2 separate regions of the Homo sapiens genome follow, and region 1 is linked to region 2. A link is an interaction called in ENCODE POLR2A ChIA-PET data of the cell type or tissue named here. Cell type or tissue: PC-9. All regions are shown on one strand. Links, peaks and the distances in the headings refer to the core of each region. The heading gives the core; the rest is flanking DNA. Region 1 overlaps SLC7A14-AS1 (SLC7A14 antisense RNA 1). Region 2 overlaps SLC7A14-AS1 (SLC7A14 antisense RNA 1).

The links. Peaks named below come from ENCODE experiments on the same cell type or tissue, not always from the same donor. Only the 100,000 strongest peaks of a DNase experiment are listed, where the experiment ranks them.
Region 1: POLR2A ChIA-PET joins it to region 2 with 5 read pairs; 2 of 35 experiments call an interaction of 5 or more read pairs at or near these places.

What each region holds. Positions count from the first base shown.
Region 1 is chr3:170,725,723-170,728,643 of GRCh38, reverse strand. All of the region lies in intron 4 of SLC7A14-AS1 (SLC7A14 antisense RNA 1), which reads right to left. The region is part of intron 1 of LOC124906302 (a long non-coding RNA gene); the gene reads left to right. Among named protein-coding and RNA genes, the nearest start is that of SLC7A14, 140 kb to the right of the region's middle. In PC-9, for the core only: no CTCF peak of the experiment used is centred there; DNase peaks (open chromatin) are centred at 1,383 and 1,843; H3K4me3 peaks cover 337 bases; H3K27ac peaks cover 2,142 bases.
Region 2 is chr3:170,669,674-170,672,594 of GRCh38, reverse strand. All of the region lies in intron 2 of SLC7A14-AS1 (SLC7A14 antisense RNA 1), which reads right to left. Among named protein-coding and RNA genes, the nearest start is that of SLC7A14, 85 kb to the right of the region's middle. In PC-9, for the core only: no CTCF peak of the experiment used is centred there; no DNase peak of the experiment used is centred there.

The DNA.
Region 1 (2,921 bases), core at 306-2,805, 56 kb before region 2:
TCACCAAGCTTACGGTATAGTGAGGAGAGAGGGGAATAAACAAATAACAAGATGTAGCAAATCAAATAATGATTAAGTACGATGAAGAAAAATAAAATAGGGCAAGAAGAAAAGGGAGCGCCAGGGTGGGAGAGATAGGATTTCGTGTCAAGGCAGAGGGTCAAGAAAGGCCTCACTGAGGGGACACTGGAGTAGAAGGAGTGAGCCATGGGGAACCTGTGTGATAAAATCTCAGGGTAAAGGATCTAACCCATGCAAAGGCCCTGAGGCAAGCCTGACATGTTCTAGGAAGGACACCAGTGTGGCTGAGCAGAGTGAGCCAGAGAGGGAGTGGTGGGAGATGAAGACAGAAAGGTAGGATCCAGCAGGTGATGAAGAGGATTTTGATTTTTAAACTGAGAGAGTCAGGAAGCCATGGGAGGGTTTTGAGGAAAAAAGTCACATTATTTTACTTAGATTTTTAAAAAAAAAAAAAAAAGGTTCACTCCATCTGCTGGGTTGAAAATAGACTTCAGAGGAATAAGGAGAGAAGGAAAAACAAAGTTAAGGGATTTTTGCAATAAGAAGTGAGAGATAATGGCAGCTTAGAAGAGATAGTAGTAATGGAGGTGTTGGAAAGTGGTCAGAGTTTGGTTATATTTTGAAGAAGGAATTTCAAAAAAATTATCTGATGTGGTGCGACAAGAAAGAAAGGAGTCAAGGATGACTCCAAGGATTTTTGTCTGAACAACTGAGAAGATTCAGAAGATAGGAGTAGGAGGAGTTTTTGAGTAGGGGGAGAATCTTGTGTTCATTTTGGCATCTGTTGACTTTGAGATGTCTGTTAGATAGCCAAGTGGAGACTGAGTAGGCAGCCGGACATGAGTCTGGTCTTCAAGGGGCGAAATCTAGGCTTGAAATATGAATTCGGGGATGAAATAAGTAAATAAAATTTAAAGCTATGATCCTGGAGAAATCAGTGAAAGAGTGATTCCTGGGGCACTCCAGTGGGCAGGGCTTGGGAAGATAAGGAGGACAAGGAAAAGATACTGAGATGGAGCAACCAGTGAGGAGAAATGAGGGTGATGCCTCAGAAGCCAAGCAAAGAAAGCATTTGAAGAAGGAAGTAAGCAATGGTGTAAAATGCTGCCAATAAATTCAATAAGATAAAGACTGAGAATTGGCTATTGGATTTGATCATGTGGAGGTCACTGGAGATATTGATAAAAGCAGTTTTCAGGGAGCAATTTTGAGAGTGAAAGATTATAAGGAGAGGAATTGGAAGTAGTGGGCTTAAAAGTCTTGTTCAAGGAGATTTGCCGTAAAGGGAGCAGTAACTACAGGGAAAGTTGGGTCAAGGAAGGTTTTCTCTGTGAGACGGGTGGTGATTCAGCATGTTTCTATGCTGCTGGCAGTGACTCAATAGAAAAAGAAATATTCTTGAGCAGGAAAGAGAACAGATAATTGCTGGAAATAAGTTTGTGGATAGGAAAAAAGGATGGGATCAAGTGCACAGTGTAAAATTTGGCTTCAGATAGAAACCCAAACAGATCATCCACAACATCAGGAAAGAAGGCAGGACATAGATGGACAGACAGTCAGTTGGGAGAAGTGGGAGTTGGGAGAATAGGGAAGGTCTCTTTTGAGAGCTTCTATCTCCACCAACCCTACCCACACCCTCCTCCACCACCACCACAAGCCAGTGAATTAGGAAAAGGTAAAAAGTTGGAGGAGGTGCTGGAGATTTGAAGAGAGACAAGAAAAGGTACAGTGGTTATAGGAAAGTAGAGGATTGAATGGACTGATCAGGACAATGACGAAACCTTGCCAGCAGCTGTATGGGCCCACTGTGGTTATTAGTCATGAGTTTAAAATGAGATTTGTCAGTGTGGTTGTGGGGATTTTCTCCAGCCACAATCAGCTGTGGGGGTGCAGGGTGTAGAAGAGGAGGGAAACTGGATTTAACCAGGGTTTTACCAAGCAGACGTGATGAATGAAAGGAAGGAAAAGGTACTGGAGGGTGAATGAGTGAGCAGTTTTTAATAATGGACCATAGAATGTAAGCTGAGTCTAGAGGGAACTGAAGATTTTATGGGAGTGAGGGATGGTGAATGGATGGAGCATAGGTCCTAGTGAGGATGAAGAATTTTTGGAGTTGGAGTATCGAGGAATGGCATGGAAAGAAGAGATCAGTAGGTCTAAGAGTGGATGCATGAAATGACCAAGTCTGGGGTATAATTATCGGGTAAGTGACTGAGGCGAAGCAGAGGATAAGATCATTAATCATCATTACCTGGGTCTTATGTCCCCAGTAAGTACTTAGAGGAGAAGAACCATATCTTAAAAGTCTGTACCTTTCTCCTCAAGCATCTAGCACAGTGCAATGGGTTTCACAAGGGCTTTGTTAATTTTTGAGACAGAGTCTCCCTCTGTTGCCCAGGCTGGAGTGCCCTGGTGCAATCTTGGCTCACTTCAAGCTCCGCCTCCTGGGTTCATGCCATTCTCCTGCCTCAGCCTCCCAAGTAGCTGGGACTACAGCCACCCACCACTACACCCGGCTAATTTTTTTGTATGTATTTATTTATTTTTAATAGAGACAGGGTTTCACTGTGTTAACCAGGATGATCTCGATCTCCTGACCTCGTGATCAGCCCACCTCAGCCTCCCAAAGTGCTGGGATTACAGGCGTGAGCCACCGCGCCTGGCCTGGGCTTTGTTCATTTTTATAAGTTGATATTGAATGAAAAGTTTAACATCAACTTATAAACATTGAGGAATTTTAAAAATTGGGACAATGAGACTCAAATTTTCTACTACAAACTACTATTTTCTGCATCACCCCGTCACCCAAATTATTGCCAAGCTTTCGGGATCAACTAAAGGGGATTCCTGGCCTTACAGATATTAAAGTAATGATTTCAATTATTCAAAGCCAACCACAG
Region 2 (2,921 bases), core at 249-2,748:
ACAGGAATGTCAGGCCTCTGAGCCCAAGCTAAGCCATCATATCCCCTGTGACCTGCAGGTACACACCCAGATGGCTGGTTCCTGCCTTAACTGATGACATTCCACCACAAAAGAAGTGAAAATGGCCTGTTTCTGCCTTAACTGATGACATTGTCTTGTGAAATTCCTTCTCCTGGCTCATCCTGGCTCAAAATCTCCCCCACTGAGTACCTTGTGACCCCCACTCCTGCCCGCCAGAGAACAACTCCCTTTGACTGTAATTTTCCTTTACCTACCCAAATCTTATAAAATGGCCCCACCTCTATCTCCCTTCTCTGACTCTCTTTTCGAACTCAGCCCGCCTGCACCCAGGTGAAATAAACAGCCATGTTGCTCACACAAAGCCTGTTTGGTGGTCTCTTCACACAGACGTGCATGAAAATACTGCAGGACAGGAAGATAAGGGGAGAGGGGCATCCACCAAAGGTGTGATATTTTTATTCATCAATGAATGATGCACAGATTTTGTCAAAGTAAGTTTTTGTCCTGAAATGCTTGAATCAGCATGAGGCCATGCAGCATAGGACCATGAGAAATGAACCACTGGGTTTTTCCTTTTCCTCTCCCCTGAGCCCAGCTGGCAATGCCAAGTGATAGGTGCTCTGATGGGAAAGGACAAGAGGCCACAGGAACATGGATGGCAGGATCTAAACCAGGGTCTAGAGGAGTCCAGGAAATCTTCCAGGACTAAATTACCTGAAATTTTATGTAGAGGCCTGAAATCTGAGTAAGAGTTAGTCAGGCAAACAGAAAAAGGAAACACATTCTAATCAATGAGAACAGGGAAGGTAAGGGCCAGAGTTGTAAGAGAGTCACCACATTAGAAAAACTGATTGAAATTCAGTATGGCTGGAGCACGGAGTGCAAGAAACTGAGGCAAGATGAGAGAGAATGTGTCTGGAGATAAGCAGATACCAGATCATGAAAACATGTCAAGCCATGACTCTATGCCCAATTCCTTAGTCCATTCATTTATTCACGTATCTATGCACCCCATGCATCTAGTCATCCACCCATCCATCTATCATTTGTCACCCATCCAACAAAAAATACAGTGGTTCTCAACCTTGGCTGTTTATTAGGGTTACATGAAGAACCTCAATACCTCAACCCCAGGCTGTATCCCAGACCAGTTAAAAGGAACCTCTAGGGGTGAAACCCAGGCATCAGTATTTTTCAAATCTCCCCAAGAGATTCTAATGTGTAGCCAATAATGTGTTACCTTATACACTTTCAGGTTAGCCTTGGTCTTGCAAGTAACTGCTCTACTTTCCCCTTACTGCTCTGAGTCTTGGTTTCTCAATCCCAGGCCCATGAGTTTTATAGAACTGGCCATTCAATCTAGGCCACTAGTGGTTTATAGGACACCATTGTGAAAATTAGAACAGGCACTCCTTCCTCAAGGCACATTGCTTCATTCTGTTTGAAATCGTCTTCATATTGTATATTGATTATACTGAACAAATCTGCCCATCTGTCATAAAACTGTTGTATTCAACATACAAATCAATAATGTCTGCAGTACAAATAGAGACTCCTTGCAGTTGCAGCCTGGTACAGTGCACAACCTGTACAACCATAGATGATAAGCCTCTTTTAGTCAAGGGAAGTATGTGATTTCAACCCCGCAAGTATTTTGTTGATCCTCAGCAACTTATTCTTTGGTTCCTTTACAGTCAGGATGATCTATAAATAAGGAGAATGTATGTCTGAAGTTCAAGTGACTACTCTTGGTGCTGAGAAAGATTTTTGTTTTGTTGATTAGTGAATTTATTTAAATAAGAAGTCCTATTAAATGCATAAAAATTAAATCACAGTTTTTTTAATGAGTCATCATTATTTAAAAAAATTATGTTGCATAAAATTGGAACTGTTCCAGAAAATCTGAGAAGGATGCCTGCCAAACTCTAACTTCCAGTCTGAAATTCTACAGCCCAATCTCCAGCTCCCATGATGGGACATTTCTGCCCCAGTCTGCTCTCTTTGCCTAGTGGGTCCCTTGCAGTTTAGAGGCACTGGTGACTGTGATGGTTCTAATTGGGACAGGAGAGGTGCACAGAGCACTGTCCCTGTGGTGCTGTCCCTCCAACACTTCTCATGCAGAGATGGCTGCTAGAGAGGGAATGACTGTGTGGTCTGGTCTCTCTCTCACTAACCCTTTAGGCACTGCCATGTACTATTTCCCGTTACTGCTGTGCACCTGAGCTCACTGATGGCTGAGGAGGGACAAAACTGACAAGAGTGATGATGGTCCCCAAATGCACATGGAGCATTTGCCGCACAGATGATCAAGAGGTAGGGAGATGCACCTTCAGAGGAAGAAGAGCTGTGCTGAGCTGGAAAACACCGCTTGTAAACTTGAGCAGGGCATCTTCATCCCAACTGTGAAGGACAGAAGAAGGACTATCAAAAAACAGTAGCGAAAGCCATCTTTGTCCCCAGGGAACTATCATTCAAGGTGGGGAAACATGAGGATGTGGCCAAGCCCCCATCCTTCATAGAATTATCTGCCCAAATAATCTAAGGGCACAGTGATATAAGTCATGTTCTGAAAGATAAGATTCTAGTTCCAGTCCAGATGTTAATCAGCTGTTTAATTGTGGGCAAGTCCTCTCATCACCTGGTACCTCTGAGTCCACATTGTGGAATGAGGGTGAACTAAATGACCTGCAAGCTCCCTTGCAGATCCAGAGGCAGCATGGCATAGAGAGTAGAGACTCTGGAGCCAGAAAAAAACACCTGGATGTACATCACGACTCTGCCTCCAGATAGCTGTGTGACCTTGAGCAAGTGACTCCTCCTCTCTGTGCTCAAGTAAAATAGGGGACTTAATTGTTACCTACTTCATAGACTTGCTGAGGGGTTTAAATAAGATCACATGT